2 separate regions of the Homo sapiens genome follow, and region 2 is linked to region 1. A link is an interaction called in ENCODE POLR2A ChIA-PET data of the cell type or tissue named here. Cell type or tissue: endothelial cell of umbilical vein. All regions are shown on one strand. Each heading gives the region's core, and the rest is flanking DNA. Links, peaks and the distances in the headings are about the cores only.

Region 1 (16,632 bases), core at 6,309-10,308:
CATCCTAGTTCTACCTGAAATGATGCTTCCTTCATGAAGCCATTTTTGATAACCAGCCACCAAGTAAATGCGGTCTTTCTTTCTCCGTCCTCTGACACTTCTCAGAACCGTTTTTATACTTCATTCATGTTCCTTATGCTATTCTGTATTGTGTTGTAATCATTAATATTATTCCACTATTCTCCCAAGATCATACAGTAGTTACAGAGACTAGTATTGTTTTTCTACTGCTCAGAGCCGAGTTTAGTGTTTTGCATATAGTAGGTGCTGTATTTGCCAAATTGAATTGGCCAATGGACATCCAGTGAGTCTTCTCCAATTGGCCAATTGACAACCAATGAGTCTTCTCCAGTTAGCCAATGGACATCCAATTAGACTTCTCCAGTGTGTTCCTCCAGCACAGGAAGACCAAGTCAGCTCTCTGGACAAAGGCTTAACTTAATCATACTGTAAAATGCTCACTTATTCTTCTCATTTACATGGTAAACCCTTCATTTTCCTGGGTAGTGAGTCAGACTTACATATTCCCCCTAAAAACCTCTATTTTTAAAAGCTTGAATTTTTACATTTGAGTAGCTCTAGCTACATCTCAAAAAATCTGCAGAGATAGTGCTTGGCTGAAAGTTTTTCTTTCTGTCTTACAGTCGTCTCCATAATCTGTTTTGGAGTTGAACGCATAAAATGTATTAATGTTGTAGGCATACGTCCTGATTGCTGAGTGTTTTCTGACATCCCCACAACTCTTGGGACTTTGTGTCACAATTCTGTAAACTTGGTCTATTGTATATTCACATCTGGGCTCAGGTCCAAACCACCTTTACATAAATTAAACACAAATAATTTAGAGCCTGCTTCCGTTCCAGCTGGCAACCCCAGTAAATGCACATGTTAACTTCACAGCAGGCTTGCCAGGGAAGAGGCAGAAAGTGAATTTCTTCATTAGAGAAGTTAACATGGGATGCGTTCCTTGAAGAATGGTGTAAATATGTCAGTCCATACCACCAGAAAAATAACAAGCCTCCTGTCCTAGACAAAGATGCTACTTGGAGGAACTAGCCCAGGCCTGCTTGTTTCTGGAGGGGGCAATGAGAGGATTCCACTGCTGCCTGGGCTCTCCCCTCTCCCTCCATACCAGTGTTTCCTAAGTGTTTCTTAAGGCGTGTGGCACAATGTGTTCATGCCAGCCCAAGAGGAAGAGGCAAAGTAGTAGATGTATGATGACACCTACAACAGGCAAACCCAGCCTCCACAGCTGGTTTTATCTTTCTTACTAGCTCTTCAATGTTACTCTCTTACACTTAGTTTTCCGCAATATTTCCAAATGTTTCTGTTATCTGTCTATTTTAGAAACAAACAGAAAGCACTCCCTCCTTCTCACCTCTCTAGTTTGTCTGCAACCATAGAAAAGAATGATTTACATGACGCTGGACACAGTGGCTCATGCCTGTAATCCCAATACTTTGGGAGACCAAGATGGGAGGATGGCGTGAGGCCAGGAGTTTGAGAACAGCCTGGGCAATACCGTCTCTATAAAAACTTTTAAAAAATTAGCCAAGCATGGTGCCATGCGCCCGTAGTCTTAGTTACTCGGGAGGCTGTGGAGGAAGGATCACGGTAACCCCAGGAGTTCAAGGCTGCAGTGAGCCATGATCACACCACTGCACTCTAGCCTGGGCCACAGTGCAACAGTCTACCTCTGAAAATAGAGAGAGAGAGAGGAGGGAGGGAGGGAGGGAGGGAGGAATAGAAAGAAAGAAAGAGAGAGAGAAAGAGAGAGAGAGAAGGAAGGAAGGAAAACGAAAGGAGGGAGGGAGGGAAAGAGAGAAAGGAGGGAGAGAGGGAGGGAAGGAAGGAAGGAAGGAAGGAACTTACGTAATAAACTAATAAACGTTTGCATTTCCATTTCCATGGGATGAAAGACAAAAGACTGTCTGGGGCAGAGGCAGAAGCTTCTCTTGATTGTGCCCTCAGCTTTGTCTCCTTGGTGCCCGTCCTGTGTGGACCATGTCCGTAGCTCTCTCAAGAAATTTGCTCAGTTAACGGTGCGGTCTTCATGTGTGATGCCCGCAGGTACTCATTGTGATCCTGAGTTCTAGGAATCACTTGAGCTCTAATTAGCTGTGAGCTCAAGTATTGAGACTTTCTGGGCCTTTGTCTCTTCATCTGTGAAATGAGAGGAATGAAGCTCTTCTCTTTAAGCACTTTTGTCTCTAAAGTAACAGGATTCTAATTCTCCAGAAAAAATCCTCCTGCCATAGAGCATATTACAAAGATGTCTTTTTTTTTTAACTTTTAATTTTTGGGTATGTAGCAGATGTATACATTACTGGGGTACATGAGCTATTTTGATACAGGCCTACAATGTGTAATAATCAGAGATGTCTTTTCTGACAGCTGAGGCTGGTCCTGATCCCTGGGGCTTTCTTTGGTCTTTGCAAGACCCTCCCTACTTTTTGCTTTCTTCTTCCCTAGATCCAAGCTGCTGTTCCAGCCCAGCCCAGACCCTCCTTGACTTTTGCAACACAGCCTTCTCTTCCTTCCTACTCATATTTCACTGAGACACATGTTTTATGTCAGTTTTCAACCCCTAAGTGGTATCAGACGTTTTAGACCTTGTTTTGGCAAAATTTATTCTAAGGAATTGCCTACTTTTTCACCTAGACCTTAGTCTTACCCATGAACAGATGCATTTTATCTAATCAGTTATTTAGAAGAACTGAGAATGTGGTCTTCTGAAATACACATGTATTGTTCTGCTGTTGTTGAATATAACATTCACAGTCAGTAGAAATTCCATACATGAGTGATTGGTTTGGTCTTCAAACTACAGGAGCCGCAAACCAAGTTTGAGGTGTGCTTTAAGTGCAATTGATAACCTGAGTATTAACCCAAACTCGGATTTGATCACTAACACAAAAGTAGCTTTTACCTGATCTTTTTATTCAACATAGCTCATTAACATTAGCTTGTAAAGAAGAGAAATTACTTTGAAAAAAAAACCACAAAGGAATGACAACAGCGATTTTGTTAATGAATCCCACCTCACTCTTTGTGTCTCAAAGGCAGCGTAAGCAAAGTAATAAGCTATGTATCTATTTGGAAAACAGTCTCAAATTAAGGAGCTTATTCAGATGCCATTGTAAAAATAATTTTCTGAAATTGTGGTCTATCAACAGGAGATAAGATGGCACTTTGTTGTTGCCTGCAGAGGCCCATTAGAAATATTCTATTTCAGAAGCAAATCACACTGTAAATACCACGTTCAGATTCATTTATTCCTACAATAGCATTTTTGCAAAGGTGCAATTTCATAATTTGACTTAGCACTGATAGTCCATCATCATTTCGAAGCTCTTTGTAACCACTGGTTAATTCACACATCCTTGGGAAATGGTTTAGTTGTACCAGACCCATTTTTAAAGGAAATGCCCAAAATGTATAATGATAAAGTAGCTTTTCAAAGGCTAAACAAGGACACAGATGTGTTTTAAACTTGTTTTCTTTCTGAATGTGTCCTTAGCACATCTGACTAGAAAATTCTGAGCAATTTAAACATAGATGTGTTTGTCACCAATAAAGACTAAAGAGCCCTATTAATGATTCAATTACAGACAGGAAACTTGATTTAAAAAATAATTAAAATAATAAATGCAATTCCTTCAAGATGCAAATGTAAACAGGACCTAAAATGAGTGAATATATTAATTGCACTTTTCTCCTCCATTTGGTCCTCCTGAGCCATATTTTTGTTAAAGCAAGTGCTCAACAGAGGACTAACTTCTAAAGTTATTCAGCTAATTCCCAGCATTCATTGGAAAATGTCTAGTATTTCTAAACACTGTTATGAGAAAAAAAGGATTTGAACTGTCAACTCCCATTATTTTTGTCATTACACCTTTCCTGAGACTGGCCTTGCGACTTAAACTGTTCCTGTTTCTTATCAATGTTGTTTTAGGGTTTGGTTTATATGTGGAATATTATACAAGTCCTGAGATTGATGTTGAACATGAGGTCATGGTTAAACATTCATCACAACATGTGCTTAAAAATATATATAAGTGGTAATAAATTCAGAACTTACAAACTCAGAAATTGAGGGAGATTCAGGCACTTTCCCAAGCATTGTTTCTTGGGACACCAGAATTCTTCTTCTGAAAACTTCATTTGTTGCTTACTACCACATTCATTCATTCATTCAATAAATATTTATTGACCAACCAGTATGTGCCGATCACTGTGACAGCTGATAGCGATAGTGATAGAGACAGTGATAGATCAGTGAACAAAACAGGCATCATTCTCTGCCCTTGTGATATTTATTCTCTAGAAAGACACTGACAAGTAGAAGAGACCTGCTACTCAGGGGCTGTTCTCCGAGTGGCCTCCATGCCTTTCCAGCTTGCAGAACCTCATTATCTTCATCTGCAGCCCCCAAGGCAGGCCCACCTGGGACCTAGATCATGCTCTAAACAAGACGCATATAAAAAACATCTGGCAGAGGCAATTGTTGGCTGAGGATCAGGTTTGTTCCTGGTTGCTGGTGCTCTCTACTTGTAACCCTCTGCTGGGGTCCTAGACCCTCTGAGATTCAGCCATCAGCTGGAATACTCTTGTTTCCCAAGGTCACTCAATCCCCCGACCCTGGACACTTGACTAGCATATGCGTATTCTCCATGTTAGACACCCTCTGCTAGCTCTAACTTAGATGTTTGTCTTCTTTGCCTATAATTCTAGGTCCCAATCAACCCCTTTACACTCACCAGCCTGCTGTGCCTCATACTCTGGAATGACAGGCCTTATCTCTTCAAAGGGGACTGAACCAAGTCAGCTCTGACTTTTTGGAATTGGTTTATGGTCTTGGCGTCATTTTACTGACTCTTCAAGTGGCACAAATTGAACAGAAACAATAAATAGAAACTGTAGGTCGTCTTTTCTTCCCCACATCCCAAGCCGGGGTCTAAAAATAATAATTATCCAATAAATGTTAAAAACTAAATACATTAGTAGAATGCTTTGTCTTTCCATTTCACGCTTATTTCTTCCCACGAAAGAACCCCAGCCACTCTCTGAAGGTGACTGGCGGCAGTAAAATTAGAAAGAAAGGTACGTCCTGAAGGAAACATGGAAAGGACTCCACCAGTGATAGAATTTGAGAGGAGATGGAGGCCAGGATGTTAATGATGATACAAATGTTTCCATCTTTGGGTCCGAAAGAACAGTGGTACTAGTAACACTAAGAGTAAATAAAGCAGCTGGGCGCGGTGGCTCACTCCTGTAATCCTAGCACTTTGGGAGGCCAAGTCGAGTGAATCACTTGAGGTCAGGAGTTCAAAATCAGCCTGGCCATCATGGTAAAACCCCGTCTCTACTAAAAATGCAAAAATTAGCTAGGCGTGGTGGTGCACACCTGTAATCCCAGCTACTCGGGAGGCTGAGGCAGGAGAATCGCTTGAACCTGGGAGGCGGAGGTTGCAGTGAGCCGAGATGGTGCCATTGCACACTAGCCTGGGCGACAGAGCAAGACTCTGTCTCGAAAAAAAAAAAAAAAAAAAGGCCGGGCGCAGTGGCTCACGCCTGTAATCCCAGCACTTTCGGAGGCCGAGGCGGGCAGATCATGAGGTCAGGAGATCAAGACCATCCTGGTTAACACGGTGAAACCCCGTCTCTACTAAAAATACAAAAAAAATTAGCCGGGCGTGGTGGCGGGCGTCTGTAGTCCCAGATACTCAGGAGGCTGAGGCAGGAGAATGGCGTGAACCCGGGAGGCGGAGGTTGCAGTGAGCGGAGATCGCGCCACTGCACTCCAGCCTGGGCGACAGAGCGAGACTCCGTCTCAAAAAAAAAAAAAAAGGCAAATACAGCAAGAGAGTAGGTCCTATTTCGAACATTTTGAGAGGCTTTTAAACATTGCAGGTAGAGATGTGCAAAAAAGAACTTGAGAAACGGGAAACTGGGCAAAGCTGGACATAGAAATGTGGGAATCACTTGTTGGCTAAAGCTGTAGAAATTGACTTTTCGTAGAAGGGCAAGGAGAAAAAGAAAAGAAATAAATGTCTCGAGAAAAAGCCCCCTTGATGGGATGGATTAAGGTTAGAGGGTGTTCCAAGGACAATGGGAAGGCGTTATGAGAGAGGTACCAGTTACAACAGTGTCTTGCTACAGAAAGCTGCTGATGTGAGCATTTCAAAAACGGAAGCATTGTTCACAGTGTCAGGTGCTAGAAAGAAATACAGGAAATTGTGGACATGGGCGATACAGTAACTAGGCTCACCAGGACCCTTGAGGCAGCAGCTTCACCCAGCCCTTGGGGCAGTACATCCTAACACAGACATTCAGCATTGAATGCATATGAAGAGACACCGCGCATTTCTTTGGATTTGAAAGAAATACACGCAGAACATTCTAAGACATTCGAAGCAAGATGATCAAGATCTACGGTGATAAAAATGTATTTCACCATGTAGTCTTAAGAGGAAGGGTGGAATTAACTTGGAAAACTTATGTAGCCCTCTCACAGAGGGCAAATATGTTTGATATCACTTAATACTTCTGACTGATTAGTAGTGGCCATCTGTAGTACATTTGAGAAACTTCTTAGAAAGAAATGGCTTAATAGGTTGCAGTGTTCAGTGTGGGCAAGAGGAAAAAGTGGCAGCACAAGTGCCCCAAAACTGCCATCTCTGCTCCATCTATGAAAAGATAATGTGATTCATAAAAATAATATTTTAGAAAATATTTAATTTTTATTACATTAAAAAGTGGACTGTTTTGGAAATAGGTTAATACTCATTTTTAAATGGGTACTAACTTTATTTGGGGCTAACATTTCTATAAATTAAGAAGAACTTTATTTGGGACTAACATTTTCATAAATTAAACAAAAAGGCATGTATATTTATTTTTCTTGAGCACAAAATTATCTGAAATGAATTTTAAAATATATATTTTTGGCATATATTCTTTCTGCTTATTTTCTTTGCATTTAGAAATATGCATTTTTTAAAAAAATTGAGGCCAGGCATGGTGGCTCACACCTGTAATCCCAGCACTTTGGGAGGCCAAGTCAGGCAGATCATTTGAGGTCAGGAGTTCAAGACCAGCCAGGCCAACATAGTGACACCCCATCTCTACTAAAAGTACAAAAAAATTAGCTGGACATAGTGATGCATGCCCATAATCCCAGCTACTCCAGAGGCTGAGGCAGGAGACTCACTTGAACCCGGGAGGCAGAGGCTGCAGTGAGCCGAGATCGCGCCACTAAACTCCAGCGTGGGCGACAGAGTGAGACTCCATCTCAAAAAAAAAGAATAATGAGATTATTTTCTATAGACAGCTTTTATCCTACCATTTTCTCTTGAAATTACATGTAAAACATTATATTAGGCTCTTAAATATATATATTATATACATATATATGTATATATATAAAACTTTTGTTTTATATATAAACCTGTACGTGTACAGGTTTGTTATATTGGTAAATTGCATGTCACAAGGGTTTAGTGTACAGATTATTTTGTCACTCGGGTAATAAGCACAGTACACAATAGGTAGTTTTTTGATCCTTTCCCTCCTCCCACCCTCCATCCTCAAGTAGACCCTGCTATCTGTTGTTCTTTGCGCCCATATGTATTCAATGTTTAGCTCCCACTTATAAATGAGAACATGCACTATTTTATTTTCTGTTCGTGCACTAGTTCATTTAGGATGATGGCCTCCAGCTGCGTCCATGTTCCTGAAAAGGACATGATCTCATTCTTTTTTATGGCTGCGTAGTATTCCGTGGTGTACATGCACCACATTTTCTTTATTCAGTCTGCCATTGATGGGCTTGTAGATTGATTCCATGTATTTGCTATTGCTAATAGTGCTATAAAGAACATATGTGTGCATGTGTCTTTATGGTAGAATGATTTATATTCCTTTGGGTATATACCCAGTAATGAGATTACTGGGTCAAATGGTAATTCTTTAAATATTTTTAAAAACAAGCATTTGGTAAATCACATCTTTCTAAAATAATTTTTATCTAAATGGCCTAGAATATTTAGGACATTTTCAATTTTTCAAGATTATAAATAATTATAAATTATGATGGAATGAACATCTGTATGCATAAATCTTGATGTATGCTTAGGGATTTCTTTAGAAGAGATTTCTAGAAGTGTGGTTGCTGAACTAAAGAATAAAACCAGTATTAAGACTCTTGATATATACTCCAATTTGCTTTAGAAGATAATTCATGGAGGTAGGGGAGGTTGGGGAGGTTTACTTTAAAACTATATCTATGTTTTCAAAGAAATTGATTTTTTTTTATGGCACAAATTGATATTTTAAATCAGGAATTGGCACACTTTCTGAAAACGGCCAGATAGGAAATATTTTAGGCTTTGCATGCAAGACAGCCTCAATCTCAACTGTTCAGCTCGTCCGTCATACTGTGAAAGTAGCCATAGACAATAGGCAAATGAATGAGCATGGTTGTGTTCCAATAAAACTTTATTTACAAAAACAAGCAGTCAGATAGGTTTGATCTACAGGCCATAGTTTGCTGACCTCTGTCTTAATTGAGAGTCCTGTTGTTTTGTGAAAATATTTGAATTGTGACTGTCAAGAATTGGGAGGCATGCTTTGCAAAATTCCCTTTATGAAGATTTGAGCCTATGGGATCATGAATCCTAGTTATAGTCTTGGGAAGGGAGTAAATCTGCTTTTGTTGCAAAGCGATTTGGAAACTAAGCAAGGAAGCTATGAATCAGCCTGTCATTTCAACATATGCAGAGTATGGAAAAGTCCATAAAGTTAGGCTTCTGTTTGCCTCTGTCAGGCAGCTGTAGCTCTGCCCTGAGTCTTTTCTTTGTGTACTTTCTTGAGAAATTCAGTCCAACTCCCACAAAAGTAATCACAACCATGTTTGCAAGTTAATTTCACACAATATTGATTCAATCAAAGTCTCTATCACTCATTAATTCCAGCATTTCTACACAATTCCTAGGAAAACAAAGCTTGAAGCTGCAAGGAAAGAGTCATCTGAGAAATAACTTTGTTCTCATGAAACCTACCCCATTGGGAATATTTTTCCCAGATGTTAGGCATACAGTTGCTTTTCCTTAGGTGACCCTTTATTGAGCAGCTAAAAGACATCATTGACTACCTTTAACAAAAGTGTAAATAACAAAGGAAATCAACCATAATTTCTGAAATAATATGTCTTAATTAGCAGTTATCTGTCAAGGAAATTGTAAACTGACCACAGGGATAAGATATGTTTTACCATATTAAGTCGTTGCCTGGCCTGTCTTAATCTCTTGTTGCTTCTGAAGGTGCTTTGAATTCAGAATCTTTATGTCAAAATAGAGGATGAAGGAAGCTGCTTTCAGTGATTCTCAGATCTTACATAGATGCAGGAGCGTGCACACACACACACACACACACACACACACACCCTTCTGACCCGCAGAATGCAAAAGCAGCTGCCTTCGTAAACACTACATCAGAGTCCGGCAGTGGTTTAACACTCATTGTCCTGCCTCTTTTATTTAAGCCAGAGAAACAATGTCAGCTGGATGCAGACAGCTCTCTGCCATGAACAGAAGTGTTTTTGCAGGCTAGCCCAAGCAAGTCACAAAGAGTTGGGGGGAAAAATGGATTTAGCCTTTGCAAATTAATATAAACAATCACTTCCCTACATGTATGACAGCTGGAGTGAAAATTTTGGTTAGAAATATTTTTTACTGGCCTGGCACGGTGGCACGCCTGTAATCCCAGCACTTTGGGAGGCTGAGGCAGGCAGATCACGAGGTGAGGAGTTCGAGACCAGCCTGGCCAACATGGTGAAACCCCATCTCTACTAAAAATACAAAAATTAGCCGGGCGTGGTGGTATGTGCCTGTAGTCCCAGCTACTCGGGAGGCTGAGGCAGAAGAATCTCTTGAACCCAGGAGGCGGAAGTTGCAGTGAGCTGAGATCATGCCATTGCACTCCAGCCTGGGCAACACAGTGAGACTCTATCTCAAAGAAAAAAGAAAAAAAGAACAGATTTTTTTTTTTTTTTACAAAGAGATCCCAAAATTGTGTTCCCGTTATCATAGACTTTTAGTCATGGTATATGATTTTTTAAACCTATAGAATTTTACCCATGTACTGTTTGGCAGCTAACGGAGAATCTGACCTCTCTAGTTGATGGGTAGAGAAAGTGGAGTTTAGGCAGGAAGTGACTTGCCCAGTGAGTGGGTCCACAGTGAGAACTTGGTTCCCAGGATTCCCGAGACAACGATCCCCTCACTGAACACACTTGTCTTCAGCCATATTGCTTTCCCTACTTCTTACTTTTCCAGGTAATGCATAATCACGATCTGGTGTTTGGGAGTGCATGCACCCATTTTGCAGCTAGACCTTCAGGGGTTTATAACTTATGCTGTGTCATCCTTAAGGGCAGAACAGGGACCAATGGGTAGAAATTATAGCCCTAATATACCATGAAAAGGTTTCCAACATGCATCAATTATTATTTTCCTAGGATGTCCACATTATATCTTGAGCTATTTTGACTTGAAAGGTGCACAAAAATTTTTTAAATCATTTTTGTAGATTATATATGTTTGTAAAGTGCCATCCAGCACATTGGAATAGTTATTCACCTAAATATATGATAGCAGATCTTCAGCACTGAGTTACCAATGAGATCACACTAAATCATTGATTCACATTCTCCTCCCCATGTGCTATGGAGTAGTTTATTGTACTACCACAAAGTGCTCATGCCTAGGCTGGCAGAACACACCATCATGGAGCACAATGCTCTACAGCAAGTCATTCTTCAATTTCAAAGAATCGATTGGACTGTTTACATTACTTTAAGTCAATCTGGTTGCATGGATGCTTCTGCTTTTTGAATGTCATTGCTTAGACTCAAGACATATGGGTTTCTACGCTATTTCTACTCGTGTGACAGACTGCCTCGAAAAGCAGCGAGCTCCCCTTCCACCAGAAGCTTTCAAGGGGTGGCCAGATGCCATCTGTGAGGAGTGCCATGCATTTCTGTAAAGCCTCAGACCTAGACTGAATTGGATCCACAAATAAATGGGGAGGAGTCGACTGTTGAATGCCAACCATGTGGTCTTTTGTTTAGATGGGGTCATTCTCATTTCATCCCCCAGAGAACATAAGGAAAGACACAGCTTATTGCAAAGCTCTGTTTGAGTTGAATAATGTCATTGGAATGGCTGCTAGGGGACCATCATCATACACTGGGGTTCTGGTGCCCTAGTGCTAAAGAGTGGGAAGACCAGTGAGGTCATAATTGGTAATAAGTAAATAAATAGGCTTTCCTTTTTGAAAACCCTTGAAAGAGGGGTCTATGAGAAGGGTCTTATAGAACAGGACAGGGTTGACTGACAGAGAACTCACAGAAAGCAAAACTCTCCGAGGTTTCCTTTTGGTAGTATTGGTTTTCCTCCCCATTGTCTTCTTAGCTTTCTCAATTTTTTGCTGTGGTGAAATAGTCCATCTGGGGGAGGGAATTTCATTCAAAGAAAGAAAAGTCAATCAGTGAAAGAAGACGGAATGGAGACCAGAAATAGAAAGAATTTTAATGAGAACATGTCTTGGGTCAACTCCTAACCTAATTACCATGATGTCTTTCCGTTATTTTCAACTATTTGGCCTGGGTGTGTGTGTTAACCAAATGACATTGAGTTATTTCCCAGAACAGCTAAGTGCCACACAGGAAATACTTGCTGCTTCATGTGATTTGGTTGAATCCCCAATTTATAGCTTGAAGGAAAAACAGATTCTCAAGATTTGGGAAAAAATCAGAACCTACATTTCTTATTTCTCATTGTCATGACAATATTATTTGATGTTAATCAGAGAAAACACTGGAGCTTATATCAGTGTATATCATATGCCAGTATCATAGTGAGTACTACACGGGTATAGAAAGATGGACAATGACTTGTTTATTGTCCTTGAAGGGGTCACGGTCAAGTGGGGAGTCAGGACTTGCAAACAGATATGTTATATCTTAAGAAGGTGAATGCTATAACTAAAATGTAAATAAAATGTTTTCTAAGTTGGTTCTCAGTCTGTTTGCTAAATGTGCAAAAGCACATTTAACATTTACTTTCTTATCATTAACCACCAACCTCTGACTTCGAGACACTGAAACAGACAGAACAGCCATCTGCAAGTTCTGGCTTCATCATTTTGTTTCCTTATTACAATGAAGTAAGGCCCAGGTCATTGTCAATTAGAAATGAAATAAAGTAGAGTTTAAATACGAAACTGTTTACCGATGCTCGTACCTAAAAAGTATGGAAGGAAGGGGCGAAGAACTACGCTATAATCCCCTGGGATTGAAAAGTTTATAATCTATTTCAAAAGATGAAGTTTATCCAAATAATGAGATAGTAAATGGAAGAAGATAATTTATTAAGTGCCCTCTGAGTGGTGCAGAGAAATCTACGATAAGAATTCAAAGCATCCTTTCTTCTTGTCAGGTAATTAACAAAGAAGGATGTGTTCCAAGATAAGATGCATTCAGGAAAGAAGGTCTTTCGAAAATGTTTGTTTGTTTGTTTTGGTACACTTTGATCTACTCACCCAGTTTAGAAAGAAGGTAGAGGAAAAGCTTTGTTCTCTCCCTCACTTCACTCTTCCATGGCAAGGTTCAGAGACAGGTGTGATTAACTAGAAATAAATGCAAAATTCTTGAGTGACTCTTGAGGGACAGCTTTTTGCCTGAACTGGTTAGCTCATAATGAAATCACGGGGGAAAGATTCGCTGCCTTGGACAAAGATGTACCCAACTTTGAAATTATGAGCTGTGACTCTAAAGTTGACCCTAAAAACAGACCTAAGCAGTCCTTTTACATGGAATGATGTCTCCAACTAGGAAGTCATTGACTATCCTCCCATTTCTCAAAAACAGGCCACTTACCAACCATGGGGATAAAACTAAACTTTTTTGGTGGAAGTCATTATTCTTATTTCCAACCTCTGAGACCCTCAAGGTTGCTGGGGCTCTTCATGCAGTCCTTCTGTCCCTCTTTCATATTCTGAACTGATGTTTGCTTCGCTCACCCTCCCTGGCTGCTAACCAGGAGGGGACCCCTGCCAGGGCCATTGCTCAGAGGAATCTTTGTGTTTCTCCAAGCCCTACCTCCTCATTAACAGCAGAGCAGCTGCAACTTACTTCTCCTGCAACTTCATGGAGTCCTGGCAAATTGCCTGTCACCTCTGCCATAGATACCTAGTAATGTACCCTCCAACAGAGGATCTCATCTGGAAAATAAGAGTGGCTGGCAATTTAGGGGAAGTTCTTATCCAATAGCCATCTTTTGATCAAGGAGGAGCCCACAACCTCAGAGGAAATCTTTCCTGTTTACAGACTTCTGGGGCTTTGAAAGCCCTGGTAGGCTGTGGGCCAGCCATCCTTAGCTTTTACGCAAAGGGGCCAAACAGGATGAGACCAGGATGGAAACTGCATATCATAGGAACCCAGAAGGGCAGGAAGTAACAACATAAGAAGGAATTCTTGATTAAAAGCACAGTTAGAAGGTTGGTGTTGGGTGGGGTAGGGGATAATGACATTAAAATGCGTCTAGTTTGTATGTGTGTTTGTTATAATAAAGCCATTAGCCCATCTCCTTCAGTTGCGTTTCCGTTGTTACATTATTCTTCACTTTGGAGAAATTGGAAATTTTTTTTTATTATACAGAGACTCTGTACTAAGTAGTCTATTTGGAGGAAAATCAAAACTCCTTTCTCTCTCTCTCTGTCTCTTGCTCTCTTTTTCTTTCTTTTTATAAATTCTCTATGTGAAATAGAACCTAGGAAAGACCTTGTTATCCTTTGCAGAATTCATTATTCTAGAACTAATTATTGGGATATTGAAAATAAGCAATGTTTATAAAGGGTAAAGTTGCTATCCATATGTTCTTTCTACACTTATTCCCCAAGAATGACACAGATGTTTGTGAACTTTTTAAAAAACGAATCGCTCAAAAAGTGGCATTATTATGAAAGGAACAATTTTTCTCCAAAAACTTTTTTTTCTTGGTGTTGTTTGCTGTTGAAATCCTGCTTGTGGAGTAGGGATGTCCAAAAAACACCCCTTTAATTTTTTAATTCCTCTCCTGACACCACCACAGGGCATATGAGTGGCTGAGAGTCACGCGCACTGGCCCCATGTCCACACAACACAGTGGACCGTGATCGTCTTTTTCCAGACAGAAGTCAGTAGTAACATGTTTTATCATTGTACTCCTATGCCAACCAGAGAATAAATTGTCGTTACCAGATGGTTCAGTGTTGCAGAAAATGTGTTCCTACAGAATTCTGCATCAGCCTCCTTGACTTCCACCCTGCAGGTGATATTTATGGACTGTTTACAAGTTGCTCACATATGGCATTCTAAAGAGGTTTGTAACTTTTATACGCTGTCATCCAGTTTATTTATTTTATGAAAATTCCACTCCAAAGGTCACCCTTGTTCCACCTACCTCCCTAACTTCAGGCCAAAGAGAAAATCCTGAATGTAATCTCAGGACAGAGGAGCCAAGCGAACAGGCTGTCAAGCCCTCGACATTCAGTTCTCCCCATGCACCAAACTCTGCTCCTCTGGACTGCAGGCATAACCCAAATGAGGACAGCACCGAGCCTCTCTCCTATTTGAATAATACAACATTTGTGTTGTTTTGTGTGGCAACGTCCTGATTTGGACTTTGTTCGGCTCCCATGGAGGAGAGAATGGGGCAGCAACCCCATGGAAAGGGGTGCAGCCAGTATGAACCCCAAAAATCTGAGACAGGTCTCAGTTAATTTAGAAAGTTTATTTCGCCAATGTTGAGGATGCATGCCCATGACACAGGTCCTGATGACATGTGCCCAAGGTGGTCAGGGCACAGCTTGCTTTAATACATTTTAGGGAGACATGAGACATCAATCAACATATGTAAGATGAACATTGGTTCAGTCTGGAAAGGGCAGGAGAACTCGAAGTAAAGGCGGGACAACTCAAAGCAGGGGAGGGGCTTCCAGGTCAAAGGTAGATAAGAGACAAATGGTTGCATTCTTTTGAGTTTCTGACTAGCCTCTCCAAAGGAGGCAATCAAATAAGCATTTATCTCTGTGAGCAGAGGGGTGACTTTGAATACAATGGGAGGCAGGTTTGCCCTGAGCAGTTCCCAGCTTCACCTTTCCCTTTAGCTTAGTGATTTGGGCGCCCCAAGATTTATTTTCCTTTCCCACCAGCATTGGGGGTTGAGATGTGCACACACTCAGGAACCACTGCAGCATCCTCCTGTCAGATAATCCTGCCTGATTCTGTCCAGGCCGGGCGGGAGGAACTCGAACTCTTTGGAAATCCTCTCCTGGCCGCTGTCCAAAGTGGAGCCTTAGAGCTCCCACCTGATGCAGTGACAGATTTGTACCTGAGTTCTTTCTGACACAGATGCACTTTGTTGATGGACATTTGCATCCTTCACTATGTTTCTCCTTCCAGGTGGACACTCTTGAAGTGTGTAGAAATTTTATTGCTGTTAGAAGACCAATGAAAATAGGAGAGAAGGAACTTTCTTGTCCCCTTGAAAGCTCGTTGGTGATTGGAAACACTTTGACACCAAGGTTAGAAGAAAACTCTAGGCCTAAATGTACACAGGGTGTCCCCGTGATAGCAAAGAAAAGAGAAGGAGCAGGTTGTACAGGAATACAGGGGACTGTGAAGATGCTAGACATTGTGAAAGTCAAGCAAAGTGTTCATCTTGATTTGGTAGGAAATGGGAGTTAGCAGGCAGTTCAGAGTGTGAACTTTTTCGAGTGGCTTTCTAAGTCAATTTTTTACAGCCGTCTCTTTAGAGAAGTAGAGAGCAGTCAATAACCAAGAGTTCAGATGGAGTTCAGGGTCCCCCTAAAGTCCCCAGCTTCTATCAAGGCAGCGAGGATCTCTCCAGGATTCTCAAGCAAGCATCGTCATCAGAATCAATTACCTGTAGCAATTGGTTTATTTTTTTTAGAGACGGGGTCTCTCTCTGTCATGCAGTCTGGAGAGCAGTGATGCAATCATAGCTCACTGCAGCCTCAAACTCCTGGGCTCAAGGGAGCCTCCTGCTTCAGACTCTTCAGTAGCTGGGACCACAAGTGCGTGCCACTAAAACCAGCCGATTTTTAAATTTTATTTGTTTGTAGAGACTGGGGTCTCACTATGTTGCCCAGGCTGGTCTTGACCTCCTGGCCGCAAGCAATCCTCCCACCTCAGCCTCTCAAAGTGCTGGCATTACAGGTGTGAGCCACCACGCCCTGTCACCTGTAACAAATTTTTTCAAAAAATACCTAGAAGTGGGCCTGCCTCAGACATCTTGATCTGAAATCCTGGGATGGTTGTCAGGCAAGGATCAGAGGCAATTCTGGGGAGTACAACAGATTGAAGGGCCTGTTTCAGCAGCTGGTGTCTGACCCAAAAGCTGGTATGTTGTGCTCAGCCTGCAGTGCTGATGGACTCCTGCTTGGAAGAGCTATGAATACAAAGAAGATAGGTAGTTCTAAGGATTGGGGCAGGGTCAGGGGGGCAGGGACTGCTTTGTAGGGTGGGGTGCAGGTTTGGCTCATTTTCTAGAAAAGGCGTAGCATCGT
Region 2 (16,632 bases), core at 4,091-8,090, 320 kb after region 1:
CTGACTTCTAACTTTCTTCCAATCTGCTCCATGGGAGTCTCATAAAATGTGATGCAATGAAGGGAGTGATTATGCCACCACCATGTGCCACATGATGCAGTCTAATTAATGGAGCAATTATCCCGTGATAGTCAAAGATTCCCTCCACACTCCCGCATTTCCTCCACAAATAAGCTATGTACATCTGGGGTTGGGAGTTGGGACCCGCTTAGAATTTTGCCTTCCACGCTTGTACACTGTTGATGAGAGTGTAAATTAGTTCAACCATTGTGGAAGACAGTGTGGCGATTCCTCAAAGACCTAAAAACAGAAATACCTTTCAACCCAGCAATCCCATTACTGGGTGTATTCCCAAAGGATTATAAACCATCCCATCATAAAACACATGCATGCATATGTTCACCACAGGCCTATTCACAACAGCAAAGACATGGAATCAACCTAAATGCACATCAATGGTAGACTGGATAAAGAAAATGTGGTATATATACATCGTGGAATACTATGCAGCCATAAAAAAGAATGAGATAATATCCTTTGCAGGAACATGGATGGAGCTGGAGGCCATCATCCTTAGCAAACTAATGCAGGACCATAAAACCAAATACTGCATGTTGTCACTTATAAGTAGGAACTAAATGAGAACACATGGACACATAGAGGGTGACAATACACACTGGAGCCTATCAGAGGGTGGAGAGTGGGAGGAGGTAGAGGATCAGGAAAAATAACTAATGGATACTACCTGGGTGATGAAATAATCTGTAAAACAAACCCCTATGACACAAAGTTTATCTATATAACAAACCTGCTCATGTACCCCTGGACTTAAAAGTTAAATTAAAAAAAAAAAAAAAGAATTTTGCCTTCCACAATCTCAGAAGTATAAGAATACCTTTTAGTTTCCAGTGGCAGATAGAATTTCTCCTTCTATGTTTGTTGAGTTGCTTTAATAAAGAACTAGTGGGGGAGGGCAGATAGAATTTCTCCTTCTATGTTTGTTGAGTTGCTTTAATAAAGAACTGGTAGGGGAGGGGGATGGTGGGGAGGCAGAATATCAAAGGTGTATGTTTAAGATACCACATTTAGGCTGGGCGCGGTGGCTCAAGTCTGTAATCTCAGCACTTTGGGAGGTTGAGGTGGGTGGATCATGAGATCAGGAGTTCGAGACCAGCCTGGCCAACATGGTGAAACCCTGTCTCTACTAAAAATACAAAAATTAGCCAGGTGTGGTGGCGCATGCCTGTAATCCCAGCTACTCAGGAGGCTGAGGCAGGAGAATCACTTGAACCCAGGAGGCGGAGGTTGCAGTATGCCGGGATTAAGCCACTGCACCCCAGCCTGGGAGACAAAGCAAGTGTCTCAAAAAAGAAAGCAAGACTCAAAGCAAGTGTCTCAAAAAAAAAAAAAAAGATACCACATTTAATTGCTCAAATAATTAAACTTTCACCTTAATGAATTGATCAGCATTTATTAAATGTAAGATAGTACCTTAATGGTTGTTTTCACCATTGCAAAATGTTCTTCAAACAAATGAACCAAATTGATATATAAATAAAACATATATTTGAGGCAGTGTATTTATTTTAATTAATAGAATTTTTTTAGAACAGTTATAGATTAACAGAAAAATTGGTCACAGAGTAAAGAGCGTTCCCATATACCCACTACACACACATACACATCCATAATTTTCCCTATTACTAGCATCTTGAATTAGTATGATGCATTTGTTATAATTAATGAGCCAATATTGATACATTATTATTATTAAAGTCCATAGTTGACTTTAGGATTCACTCCTTGTGTTATGCATTCTGTAAGTTTCGCCAAATGCATAATTATATATATCCATCATTACAGTGTCCTACAGAATAGTTTTAGAACTATATATTTTAATCAAGAAGGTTTTTGTTTTGTTTTGTTTTGTTTTTCTAAGATGAAGTCTCACTCTGTTGCCCAGACTGGAGTGCAGTGGTAGAATCTCAGCTCACTGCAACCTCCGCCTCAAGCAATTCTTCTATCTCAGCCTCCCCAGTAGCTGAGACTACAGGTGCACGCCAGCATGCTCAGCTAATTTTTGTATTTTTAGTAGAGACAGGGTTTTATCATGTTGGCCAAGCTGGTCTGGAACTCCTGGCCTCAAGCAATCTGCCCGCCTCAGCCTCCCAATGTACTGGGATTAGAAGCATAAGCTACTGTGCCTGGCCCCAAGAAGTTTTTTTAGTCTGATGTTTTTCCTGTCATGGGTCATCTGTGTGACCCTTTCAGGCAAATGTGGGTGTCTAGACAGCATGTCATCAGATTTGGGTATAACAGAGCCTTCTGTGACTAAGTAGAGTTGACCTGAGTCCCTACTATTCAAAATTGGTTATTAGGGAGGATGTGGTTCAATCTGCTTAAGAAGAATGCAGTCTCTGGGGAAGGAATTTTAAAACAGAGTAATTTTGGTCCAAACTAAGGCCCAGTGGCATAAAAGAAATGTGAGTTTCCAGAAATAAAATTATCCTGAGGTGCTCTGGAAAAGACACTGTAGAGAGAAGACAAGCAACAGACTGGGAGAAAAGTAATTGCAAAGACCTATCTGATAAAGGACTGCTATCCAAAATATGTATACAAGGAACTCTTGGAACTCAACAATAAGAAAACAAACAACCTGATATGGTTTGGCTGTGTCCCCACCCAAATCTTATCTTGAATTGTAGCTCCCATAATTCCCACATGTTGTGGGAGGGACCCAGTGGGAGGTAATTGAATCATGGGAGTAAGTCTTTCCTGTGCTGCTCTCAAGATAGTGAATAAATCTCACAAGAGCTAATGGTTTTATAAAGGGGAGTTTCTGTGCACACACTCTCCTGCCTGCTGCCACGTAAGACGTGCCTTTTGCCTGCCGCCATGTAATATGTGCCTTTGCTCCTCCTTCGCCTTCTGCCATGATTGTGAGGTCTCCCCAGCCATGCTGAACTGTGAGTCAATTAAACTTTTTTCCTTTACAAATTACCCAGTGTCGGGTATGTTTTTATTAGCACGTGAGAATGGACTAATAGACAACTTAGTTAAAAAAGTAGGCAAAAGATCCAAATAGATACCTCACCGTAAAAGATATGTAGAAGGCCAATAAACATATTAAAGATGCTTAACATCAAATTTTGTTAGTCAATTGCCAAAAACAATAGTGAGATACCATTATATACACTTATTAGAATGACCAAAACTCAGAATACAGATAACTCTAAATGCTGGTAAGGATGTGAAGCAGCAGGAACTTTCATTCCTTGCTGGTAGGAATACAAAATGGTACAGCCGCTTTGGAAGACAGTTTGGAAGTTTCTTAGAAAACTAAACATACTCTTACCATACATTCCAGCAATTGCACTCCTTGGAATTTACCCAAATAAGTTTAAAATTTAGGTCCACAAACACCAAAAAAAAGAGTTATCAAGCTGGGTGCAGTGGCTCATGCCTGTAATCACAGCACTTTGGGAAGATGAGATGGGTGAATCACTTGAGGCCAGGAGTTCAAGACCAGCCTGGCCAACATGGTGAAACCCCATCTCTACTAAAAATACAAAAATTAGCCAGGCGTTGTGGTGCACGCCTGTAGTCCCAGCTACTCAGGAGGCTGAGGAAGGAGAATTGCTTGAACCCAGGAGGTGGAGGTTGCAGTGAGCCAAGAGCATGCCACTACACTCCAGCCTGGGTGACAGAGCAAGATCCTGTTTCAAGAAACAAAGACAGGGAAGAAACTTAAATGCATATGTTAAGTGAAGGCAGCCAGTCGAAAAAAGCTAAATACTGTATAATTGCAATTTCACAACATTCTAGGAAAGGCAGAACTATAAAGAGATAAAAAGATCAGCAGATAGTGGGGAGGGAGAAAGAATAGGCAGCACATAGAAAGATTCTGGGAGCAGTAAACTATTCTGTATACCACTAGATGGGAACTCTCTACTTTCTGCTTGATTTTGCTATGAACTTAAAACTGCTCTAAAAAATAAAGTCTATTTCAAAAATTATCTTGAGGAAATGGGTGTCCAAACTGGTAACCAAGACTAAAGCCCAGTCCCCAGAATTTGTGGAAGAGAGCTGGTTTGGACTAGCACAAAACTGATGCTATTATAAAAGTTCCTCCAAATGCAGCTATTCTGATGGGTATAGTGTCTATGTCCTGGGAGCAATTGCTGAGCATGGTTGTATTCACTGAAGAGAGAACTTGAGCTGGGAGCACACACAGCTGAGCTTGTTCCCTATAGGAGGATTATGAGGGCACCAGGATGGAGCAGAATTGCTGTGAAGTAGACCAGCACCATCTGTTGCCAGAGGATGACAAATATGCAGCAAAACTCCATTTGTCAGTGAGAAACAATAGCAAGGTTAAATTGTTCTGATATGAGTACTGTTCTCTCTCAGGTGTGGTAGTCAGGCAGATGGCACTTTGAGGACATGGGAACCCAAGGGTGTGCTTAGGTGTCAGGGAGGGCAGTGGAAGGGAGCACTTAAGGAATGATTAAATACTGGACTCTTAACAAATGCTGGAATTGGGGAGTTTCCACTGATTTTGGAGAAAAATAGTATAAAGTAATATCAATTCACACATGTGATAATCCTGATCTAAATGCTTAAGTTTCCTCTATTTTTTTCTGAATTCTTTGACCTTATTGTATGTTCTTAAACTGCCATATATATTTGGAATTATATATAAATTGCTATATATATTCAGAAAGAGTATGCTTTGTGAAGGAGAGGGATTTGGGAAGTGATCCTGGATTCTATGCAAAAAAATAGTTAACATTGTATCCAAAAGACTTTTTATAAGGTCGTTTCACCCAAAGGCTCTATTTATGACTCCAGAGAATAACAGTTTGAAGTCATAACCTAGTTGACATAAAACATAACTGGTGTGTGCCTCTGTTTTCTTATTAGTGTATTGAGATCTCACTGCTTCAGAAATAACCATAACAGGCCAAGGCAAAGGGATAGTCCATGGCTGCTTATAGAAAGTCTTGAGTCTTTAGTTCTGCTTGGTTGTTACTGGATTCTCATGCTCATTTGCTCTCTTTTTTCTTCATCTTCTCACCCAGTTAAAAACTAATTAGGTCATACCCTTAGAATGGCAACTCTTAAGAAAAAAAACAAACAAAACAGAGAATAGCAAGTGTTGATGAGGATGTAGAGAAATCAGTACCCCTGCGCATTACTGGTGAAAATGTAAACAACAGCAGCCACAGTAAACAACAACAACAACAACAACAAAAACATATGGCAGGCTGGGCATGGTGGCTCACACCTGTAATATCAGCATTTTGAGAGGCCAAAGCAGGTGGATGGCTTGACCCCAGGAGATCAAGACCAACTTGGGCAACATGGTGAAACCCCGTCTCTACTAAAACTACAAAAATTATCTGGGTGAGGTGAAGCGCGCCTGTAGTCCCAGCTACTGGGGAGGCTGAGGCAGGAAAATCATTTGTACGTGGGAGACAGAGGTTGCAGTGAGCTGAGATGGCGCCACTGCACTCCAGCCTGGGCGACAGAGCCAGACTCTGTCTCAAGAAACAAAAACAAAACAAACAAAAAAACAGTATGGCAGTTCTTCAGAAAGTTAAACAGAATTATCATAGATCCAGCAATGGCACTTCTGGGTATATTCCCAAAAGAATTGAAAGCAGGGGTTCAAGCAGATATTTCTACATCCATGTTCATAGCAGCATCATTCACAATAGCCAAAAGGTGGAGACAACCCAAATGTCCACTGATGGATTAATGGATAAGCAAAATGTGGTACATACATGCAATGGCACATAGTGGGGTGTCATTCAGCTTTAGAAAGGAATGAAGGACCAGGCATGGTGGCTCACGCCTATAATCCCAGCACTTTGGGAGGCCAAGGTGGGTGGGTTACTTGAGGCCAGGAGTTTGAGACCAGACTGGCAAACATGGTGAAACCCCATCTCCACTAAAAATACAAAAATTAGCCAGGCATGGTGGTGGGAACCTGCAATCCCAGCTACTCGGGAGGCTGAGGCAGGAGAATCCCTTGAACTTAGGAGGTGGAGGTTGCGGTGAGCCGAGATGGCGCCACTGCACTCCAGCCTGGGTGACGGAGTGAGACTCTGCCTCAAAAAAAAAAAAAAAAAATAGGAATTAAAAGTCTTACACATGCTACAATGTTGATGAAACCTTGAAGACATTATGCCAAGTGAAATCAGCCAGACACAGAAGGGGAAATGTTGTATCGTTCCATTTATACAAGGTACCTAGAGTGTCACATTCAGAGAGACAAAAGTAGAACGGTTCTGCTTGGTTGTTACTGGATTCTCATGCTCATTTGCTCTTTTTTCTTCATCTTCTCACCCAGTTAAAAACTAATTAGGCCATACCCTTAGAATGGCAGCTATTAAAAAAAAAAAAAAAAAGACAGAGAATAACAAGAATAGTCTCCCTCGGGGGAGGGTGAATGGAGAGTTATTGATTAATGAGTACAGGATGTCAGTTGGGGAGGAAGAAAAAGCTCTGGAGATAGTTGGTGGTGATGGTTGTGCAACAATGTGAATGTACTGAATAACACCAAACTGTACATTTACAAACAGTTAAAATGATACATTTTATATTATATATATTTTGTCACGATTAAAGAAAATTCATAAAAGGAAAAGAACATTTGGGTTGTGGGAAAGGAAGCTGGTGTCCGGAGGGGATCTAGATGCTCCAGTGCTTGCATGACACTTGGCCCTGGGTTCTTTACATCCTCCCTTCCAGGTCCTGAAAGTCTTTAGTCATTCATTCATTCATTCATTCAGCTAATGTTTATTAAGCATGTACTATGTGTTAAAGCTAAAACTACGGAATAGCTTGGGAACTACTGATTGTTGGTTAAATGCAGAATAGATTCTACTGAAATCATCAATACATGGAAATTATCAAATAATTTTTCTATTAAAACAATATAATTGTTTGCTATCCTCATTGCAGATTTTTCACATTCAGATATAGACTTGATTCTTAAATCAGTGTGTCACAAAATATGAAAGCTGCAAGGAAAATGATCAAGCCTACTAAATCACTCAGTAAAATAATATTTTTTCAAATAAAATTCAGGGATCACTAATATCATAAAATACAATATTAAAGCTGGTACACAGCCTTCTTAAACAGTCTAAATGGTCATGATTGGACCAAAAACATGAATTCACTGTGAAACATGGAAGCACATCCAGGAACTCATGTGGTTCACCTGAGCCCCTAGAAGTACACAAAGCAAGCTGGGTGTCGTGGTTCACGCCTGTTATCCTGGCACTTTGGAAGGCTGAGCCAGAGAGACTTGAGGCCAGGAGTTCGAGACCAGGCCGGGCAACATGGTGAAACCCCGACTCTACAAGAAATACAAAAAAAATTAGCAAGGCGTGGTCGCATACGTGCCTGTAGTCCTTAGCTACTCCAGAGGCTGAGGTGGGAGGATCACTTGAGGCTGGGAGGTTGAGGCTGCAGTGAGCAGTGATGGCACCACTACACTCCAGCCTGGGTGACAGAGCAAGACCCTATCTCAAATTTAAAAAAAAAAAAAAAAGAAAGAAAAAGAAAAGAAGAACAAGTCCACATACATATTGATTTCTATCCCTTTATTCTACTCATTTAAGTGATACACCCAAAACACATACTATGTTTTTGTTATGATTTAATTGTTCTGTAAGTTGCAACTGAAAACTGAAATAGTTTGTTCTTTTATTCACAATTTTTTTAAATGTGTAAAGCAATTGCAAATTGAAAAGTCTACATGTCAACAAAGGCAATTTGGTAACTGTGGTGTAGTATAAGAATGTGGACTTGGGGTCCAAAAATCTGCAGGTCACTAGACATATGACCTGGGAAAAATCAGTCTCCATGCTGTTTTATATCTGAAAGTAAGAATAATAATGCCGACACACCCTAATTTCCAAGGTTACCATGTACATGTGAGGTAGGCTTATATTTCTGAGGATGCTTTTTGGTCATGCTATAAGAGATGATAATAGCTATCACCAAAATGGAGTTTCTTTTTAAGTTTAAATAAGACAGCTGTGCATTTAATGCTGTATATGAGCAATTATTAAGATGCTATGTAAGTCCAGATTTTTTAAACATATAATAATACATTGTTATTAATCAGAAAAGAAAAAGAAAACTAGTCAGGCACAACCTATAAACGGGTTTTGAATTCCACATTTGTCATTGGGCAAAAATTCCTACAGACTTAAAATAACAGCTACTCTATTATTTCACCTATCAATTTCCCCACCACAGTGAGGAAAATATTTATTGGTCCCCCAAATTTATGATCCCTCCATCTACTCACAGTTCACTTTGCATCTTTCTTTTTCTTAATCAAATTTACCGTTTATTTTATTTATTTATTTATTTTTGAGACAAGGTCTCACCCTACCACCCAGGCTGGAGTACAGTGGCACCATCTCGGCTCACTGCAGCCTTGACTTCCCAGGCTCAAGGGGTCCTCCCACCTCAGCCCCTCAAGGTAGTTACAGGTGTGCGCCACCATGCTCAGCTAATTTTTGTATTTTTTTGTAGAGATGGGGTATTGCCATGTTGTGCAGGCTGGTCGTGAACTCCTGGGCTCAAGCGATCCAGCAGCCTCAGCCTCCCAAAATGCTGGGATTACAGGTGTGAGTCACCGCCCCCCGCCAAATTTACCTTTTAAATGCAAGGTTTAAAAACATTAAATTTATTTTTCTATTGCTATAGTTTTACTAATTTTAATTTTTTAACCTACATGACTTGATAAGATTATTCCTCTCTGGAACCAACGGAAACACAAAACAGGTAACAATAATTCCTATTGTGGACTGATTCTTTGGACAATCATCCAAATAACTAAAACACAGTATACCCATAGAAAATTGTGAAGTTCTCTTGCTCTGGCATGGGTTTAAAACCAACAAAAAAATGATGATTTTAAACTCGGGGGGAAAAAACAGTGATCTAGGGCAAACCAAGACCTGCGAACAAAATCTGGCTGACTTCCCGTTTTTGAAAATAAAGTTTTATTGGAACACAGCCATGTTTATTTGCATACATATCATCCACAGCTGCTTTTGCAAGACAAAGGCAGTTGAGCAGTTGCAACAGAGATCACATGGTTTGCAAAGTCAAAGATATTTACAATTTGGTCCTTTGTAGAAAAAAATTGCCAATTCTTAATCTAGGGACTAAATAGAGGAAAAAGGAAATAGAAGCCCCTCTTTCTTGCAGTAATGTTAAAAATCACAATTTCTAAAATATAAATATTTTGCACCAGGTTGGAAAACAGGCATTCAGCCTAATACTCATTAAAGCCTTACACTTAAAGGTCACTCTGTGGTCAGTATTCTTTGCTGCTGGATGACAGGAAGTGTGAGTAAGCTTTCTTTCTCTGCGAATGAACAACTTGCTGTGTCCAGATTTGTTTTGTAAGGACAAACAATATGATGCAAAAAGCAATGACATACAAATAACAAAATGATGTAAACCCTTTCCACAAATTGTTGGATGGGTTTTTAGACCAACCTGACCTTCATTCCACTTTTACTTTGAGAAGCTGCCTCTTTGGGGCTTCAGGTTTTGCTGCAGAGGTCACAGGAGGTGGGCAGTGGTATGGTGGAGGCATGTTCCGCACTCCCCTCTTTCCAGCCTTGGGAAGCTGTCTCCTAAGGTGGAAAAAGATGCTTCAATACCTCTTGTACAGTCTACACCTTCCTTCACCCGAGGCACAGTCAAGCCTTTTGCTGGTTTCACTCCATTCCTTTCTAGCTACCTAAGGCAATAAATTTCCATTTTTGCTTAAGTACTTCGAGTTGGGTTCCTGTCACTTACAATCACAACAGCTTTTTGTCAGAATCCTTTCTTTGGCTCTGATGTTCTGATTTTCACTTCCAGTAAGCTCATCTGTGAGAGGTGTTGCACACGACATTTAATGCCAGCTGTACATTAAAATCACAGGTCCAATATTTATTACTTCTGTGCACGTTTGAGCTTCACTTCTTACCTCTACAAAATGAAGATAATACTACCTACTTTCACAATTGTGATGATGAAAGGAGATGACGTATTTGTAAAGCATCATGCATGGAAGAGACAATAAATATTGTGGCTTTTTTTTTTTTTTTTTTGTGATACAGTCTTGCTCTCATTGCCCAGGCTGGAGTGCAATGGTGCGATCTTGGCTCACTGCAACCTCCGCCTCCCATGTTCAAGCAATTCTCCTGCCTCAGCCTCCCGAGTAGCTGGGATTACAGGCATCCGCCACCACGCCTGGCTAATTTTTTATATTTTAGTGGATACGGGGATTTGCCATGTTGGTCAGGCTGGTCCCGAACTCCTGACCTCGTGATCTGCCCACCTTGGCCTCCCAAAGTGGTGGGATTACAGGCATGAGCCACCAAGCCTGGCCTAAATATTGTAAATATGGCCTTTCAGTCCTCCCCTACCAAACACAAACAATGGATCGAGAGGTCCTAAGCCTCACCTCTTCCTACTCATCCTACGCATACTCAGTCTTCTAGAATTGATTCAATTGCTCCTTGTTTGTGTAGCCTCACCAGCCCAGCCACCACTTTATTAAGCTCTAGATGTCAATTCTCAATGATTCTACAATCCTCTGAGATTAGCACTCATACCTTTTATAGCCCTCAAACCAGTTTTTAAGAACAACTTTCAGGGCTGGGTACCGTGGCTCACGCCTGTAATCCCAGCACTTTGGGAAGCTGAGGAGGACGAATCCCTTGAGGCCAGGAGTTTGAGACCAGCCTGGGCAACATGGCAAAATCCTGTCTCTACTTAAAAATACAAAAATTAGCTGGGTGTGGTGGCACGCACGTAATCCCAGCTACTCAGGAGGCTAAGGCATGAGAATCACTTGAACCAGGGAGGTGGAGGTTGCAGTGAGTCCAGGTTGAGCAACAGCACTCCAGCCTGGGCAACAGAGCAAGACTCTGTCTCAAAACAAACAACTTTCCACTTTGTTCATAATAGCAATATATGTTCATTACAGAAAATTTAGAAAATAGAGAAATACAAAGATGAATATACAGTAAAGGCATAAATCAGCTATATTCCCAATCCTACAACCCAGAAATAATTCATTCTTTCTCTCTCTCCCCTCCCCCCAATTTCTCTCTCTCTCTTATTCTACATGTATCCCATTAGTATACTTCTAGTGGTAATTAAGAGAAAACCTGGACTCAATATGCAATTGGTTTAAACTATAAGAAAAAATTAGCTCACATAATAAGTTTGGAAATAAGATGAGTTATTTAGCTGGACAACTCATCAAAAGTCAGTCTTCAGTTACTCAACAAGGAACTAGAATTGAGACAATTTTAATATTCCTTAAATGCTTTTATGAAGACAAAATGAAAATCAGTCAACAATATCTAAATAGTTAAAAGAAGCGAGTAAATCCAGCAAATCAGCCGTAGTGGAAACTGATTTGCAGTGGGTGGGTGTTTGTTGAACTGGCTCTTGGTCACTGACCTGCAGCCTCCAAGGCTAATAAGTCAACAGATCAGCAGATCAATCAGCTGGGGCCTTTGCATTTTTCCACATTCCCAGGCCTGTCAGCTCAGCCTCAGGCCTGGCTGCATGGTGGCTTTATCACATGTAGAGTCTAACATTTAATGGAAGCATGACTTTGTTTCCTGCTTTTAAAGATAGAGGGAAGCTTTTCCTAACATTTAATGGAAGCATGACTTTGTTTCCTGCTTTTAAAGATAGAGGAAAGCTTTTCCAGAAGCCTCTCCACTCTCATCCACCTCACTGGCCTGGAATGAATTATACTCCCCGGACTCAGAAGATCACTAGCCAGGGGAATTCACATTCACCACTCACTGATGATTCACTCCCCAGGGCAGGGCTGGTGACTGCCTCCCCTGAAGCACACTGCTGTGCAGAGAATAGAAAGCCCACCAAAATTAAGAGGTGTTAGGAAGGAGAAGGGAAGTGGTGTGGGTAGGAAGTCAACAGTTTCTGCCACCATATCTTTTTGACTTAAATTTAAATTTCTCCATGTCCATATATAGTTTTTGAAAACATGATTTTATCTGAAAACATAATTGCATGAAAGCATCAAGTTTATTTAACAAGTTCCCTACTGTTAGGCATTTAAGGCAATTCAATTTTTCACTATCATCAACCACTTAGAATTTTGCCCTAAAACTGCCAAATTAATGTCCCTAAATCCATTGACTTGAGTCATGCTGTTTCTCTTACTGAATAAGTATTAACATTTACGGTTGAAGATGACTTTAACTTTGCTTATATGTCATCAGTGAATCAATACATGAATTTTCAAGAAATGCTAGATTTGTCCAATACATACATATGTCCTTTTCCAATCTTTATTATTAGCTTTTATGTCTCCTCACTTTCCCCCTGTCTAGAAGAGCTCTTGGCAAATTCATTTCAAGAAACCTTTGCTGATAATTTTGCCAGGTCCTATAAGGACCCAATCTCTGCCTTCAGGAGCTTATAATTTAGTAGTTTTTCTTGAATTAGCTCTCAGTAGGCAGATCACTTAAGGCCAGGAGTTCGAGACCAGTCTGACCAACATGGCAAAACCCTGTCTGTAATAAAAATACAAAAATTACCTGGGCGTGGTGGCGCATGCCTTTAATCCCAGCTACTCGGGAGGCTGAGGCACAAGAATCGCTTGCATCTGGGAGGTGGAGGTTGCAGTGAGCCAAGATCGCACCACTGCATTCCAGCCTGGGTGACTACAGAGTGAGATTCTGTCTCAAAAAAATAAACAAAAAAACCCACAAAACTCTCAGTAGATAAAGATACGTAGACGACCAGGACTGTCTGATTCATACATCTGTTTAATATTTACTGAATATCTATTATGTGCCAGGCCCAGATCTAGAATCCAGGGATGGCCAGGCACGGTGACTCATGCTTGTACCCCCAGAATTTTGGGAGGCCAAGGTGAGAGGATCACTTGAACCTAGGAGTTCGAGGCAGCAGTGTGCTGTGATCATGCCACTGCACTCCAGCCTAGGAGACAGAGCAAGACCCTATCTCAAAAAAATAAAACAGACTAGAATCCAGGGGTGCAATGCTTTTAGGGAACTTAGTAATATTCTTAGGTAGTGAGAAAGAAGCCCAAGTGAATCTTTCAAGTTGTTCTTCCTACCTTTTATTCTCAAGCCCTTTGTCACTTAGAAAGGAAACATCTGGTCTTTTCTGCCCTTATCTGAATCCTTTTGAGAGAATAATTCATGTAGATTTTCTCACCTTTGGCCTTGTCACTGTCGTCATAGATAATGTGGCTATTTCAACAAAGGGCTAGGCTTAGCCAGAGAATGTAATTTTACAAACTTTATTTCCTGATGCAGCCTGCAGCTCACAAACAAGGCAGGAAGTGCTGCTCACAGTGAACTTGGCTGGCTGTGGCTGCAAATAAAATGGGAGCCTTCAAACATTGCTGACCCAGCGGCCAGATCCTATTCCCTGGGGTCCTGGCCCTACCAGGGCATGAGAGGCCGCAGAGCAATGGGCTCCGAATTAGGACTTTGTTCACTTTGGAAGTTGAGGGATAGAATATCCCCCTTACAAATGGGAATTTAAGTGTAAACAGCTCTGTACTTTCCCAGGTGACCCTGCTTTAAAAACAAGCATATAAACATTTCATTTTTAAGGAAATAAAATTATAAGAATCTTTCTACCTTTGTAGGTTTGTCTAAATTAATACAATAAATGAGTTCCTTTCTTGGCTCAAAGGGACTAGGTTGGGAAAAAAATATCATTGTTCATAGAATTTTAGAGTGGGAAGGGCTCTTGGAAATCATCTAGTCTGGTGACAGGGAAACCTGGCTGCCCATGGAAATGACATGGACAGCCTTCAAGAATAGACATAGCTGGGCACGGTGGCACATCTGTAATCCCAGCTACTCTGTAGGCCGATGTGGGAGGATCCCCGGAGTCCAAGAGTTTGAGACCAGCCTGGGCAACACAGCAAGACCCCTGTAAGAAATATTTCCGGGCGCAGTGGCAGGCACCTGTAGTTGCAGCTAATCGGGAGGCTGAGGCAGGAAGATCACTAGAGCCGGGGAGGTAGAGGCTGCAGTGAGCTAGGCTCGCCACTGCACTCCAGCCTGACAAGAGAGCTAGACACTATCTGAAGACAAAACAAAGCAGAACCCCAGGCCCCTCCTGGGCCAGCTGTATCGGATTCCCAGGGCACTGGCATAACACATTTTATCTACTCAAACATCGACTTCTTTCTTTAGTTTATTACCCCCATAGAAAGGTCAGTGAAGCTGGAGGAGAAGCACTGACTGCTGAGAACTGAGAACATCTTCTGGGGAGATGAGAGGTCAGTAAATAGATAACGAAGGCAGAAACGGCAGGCGCGTCCGTGGCAGAGGAGCTCCTGACCAGGACGCCAGCGCAGAGCGCCAGGGTTTATCTGAGCAGCGTCATCGCTTCCTGCGTTTCTGGGAGTCCTGCCCCGGGAGGAGTCCGGGCGCTGCCCCTGCCCCCACAAGCCCATATTCCTCCTCTCCCGCACTGCATTGCAGACCTAGGAGGGCACTGAGAACCCAGAGAGCCCTGCCGAGCCGTGATGCAGCAGCGGATCTGACAAATCCGCCCGGTGCACAGAGCACGTGACTCATTGTGATGTGTCAGTGAGTCGGCGGCTGGACGCGGTTCCGCACAGAGCTCCTAGCCCTATCCCTCCCCGAAGGCGATGACAGAGGTGTAGGCTCCTAGAAGCTGCCAGGCCTTGCAGCAACGCTGCACGCAGGAGACGCACCTAGGGCAGAAGCTCAGCCAGTAGCTTCGGGCTGGCTTTTCTGCTTCATGCAGGTGAATACAGAATGCCTTTGTTTCCTTCCCTCGGTCCCACCTCCAGTGTAGTAAAGCTGATTTTTCTTAGCAGAGAAAGAGCAAACGTTAATTTTCTAAAAAAGATACATTTTTAAAAAGGCAAACTTAAATCCAATTCAAAGAAGAATGCATTGCTCTGACTGAGTTATCCAATAAGATGCATTTATTCAACAGATACATTGACTACCTACTAAGCACTAGACACCGTTTTAGGCATTGTGGAACAAAACAAGCAAATATTCTTGCTTTCTGAAACTTATATTCTTTTTTAATTTTTTTTTTTTTTGAGACGGAGTCTTGCTGTGTCACCCAGGCTGGAGTGCACTGGCACGATCTCGGCTCACTGCAACCTCCACCTCCCGGGTTCAAGCAATTCTCCTACCTCAGCCTCCCTAGTAGCTGCGATTACAGGCGTGTGCTACCACGACCGGGTAATTTTTGTATTTTTAGTAGAAATGGGGTTTCAGCATATTGGCCAAGCTGGTCTCGAACTCCTGGCCCCAAGTGATCCGCCCACCTCTGCCTCCCAAAGTGCTGAGATTATAGGCGTGAGCCACCGCGCCTGGCCTGGAACTTACATTCTTAAAATGCAAATCATAAATCTTGGTAATCTTGATAATTAATGAAACGCACATAAATGATGGTTTCCTTTCCCCGAATTAAGACCTTCCAAATGTTTATTGAAGTCTTCATATTTTAATATTTAAAGGAGCAGCAATTTAATTAAGTGGGAATATTTGAAATAGTGTGGCATCATAGCAAATAGGAAGAATTAAGTTAATTTCACTCTTCCATAATATAAAAGAACCCCTTAAAGCCACACATTAATGTGAAAAGCAAAGTTTAGTAAAATCTATGATTGAGGATCAAAATCCACAAACTATCAAATGCCACTTTTTTTTTACTCTGGAGTTAATCTAAAAACTACTGATTTATTATTTTAATATTACCAGTAGCTACCATTTATGGAGTACTATCTATGTGCCAAGCACTGTGCAAATATGCATTTTTAAAAATTAAATTCTTGCCATAAACCTTTGAGGCTGGTCTTGTTCTGCCCATTTTACAGTGATAACTGAAACACAGAGAGGTTAAGTAACAGGTCCAAGATCACACAGCTCTAGAATGAAATTCAAACCCAGCATCTGGTATTAATGAATAAATTCTAGTGCCTTGCCAAACCTTCTTGTGACTCTATCATGGATTACAGATGGGAAAATTATAACCTAGTGGTTAAGGGCTTGGTGTCCAGCACACTCGATTTGCATCCTGGCTCCGATGCTACAAAGCCAAATCATCACTGCCTCACTCGGTTATCCTGGGGATTATAGGATAATTCATTTGAAGCACATGGACAATTTTTGGGTCTTAGCTCCCAATTAATGTTAACCATGATAATGACAGTCAAAAAGATGTTGAAACTCAAAACCACAATGAGATATCATCTCACACCAGTTAGAATGGTGATCATTAAAAAGTCAGGAAACAACAGATGCTGGAGAGGATGTGGAGAAATAGGAACGCTTTTATATTGTTGGTGGGAGTGTAAACTAGTTCAACCATTGTGGAAGACAGTGTGGTGATTCCTCAAGGATCTAGAACTAGAAATACCATTTGACCCAGCCATCCCATTACTGGGTATATACCCAGAGAATTATAAATCCTGCTACTATAAAGACACATGCACACGTATGTTTATTGCAGCACTATTCACAATAGCAAAGACTTGGAACCAACCCAAATGTCCACCAATGATAGACTGGATTAAGAAAATGTGGC

What was found. ChIA-PET counts read pairs that join two places held together with the same protein. Peaks named below come from ENCODE experiments on the same cell type or tissue, not always from the same donor. Only the 100,000 strongest peaks of a DNase experiment are listed, where the experiment ranks them.
Region 2: POLR2A ChIA-PET joins it to region 1 with 5 read pairs; 2 of 35 experiments call an interaction of 5 or more read pairs at or near these places.

What each region holds. Positions count from the first base shown.
Region 1 is chr10:33,299,169-33,315,800 of GRCh38, reverse strand. The region is part of intron 2 of NRP1 (neuropilin 1); the gene reads left to right. Among named protein-coding and RNA genes, the nearest start is that of NRP1, 27 kb to the left of the region's middle. In endothelial cell of umbilical vein, for the core only: no CTCF peak of the experiment used is centred there; DNase peaks (open chromatin) are centred at 8,780 and 9,470.
Region 2 is chr10:32,978,665-32,995,296 of GRCh38, reverse strand. ITGB1-DT (ITGB1 divergent transcript) reads right to left here and starts at 12,746. Exons shown (of 3, transcript NR_184020.1): 1 at 12,612-12,746; 2 at 9,540-9,674. RefSeq lists enhancers at 13,920-14,482, 14,535-14,624, 14,675-14,724, 14,483-15,045. In endothelial cell of umbilical vein, for the core only: no CTCF peak of the experiment used is centred there; no DNase peak of the experiment used is centred there.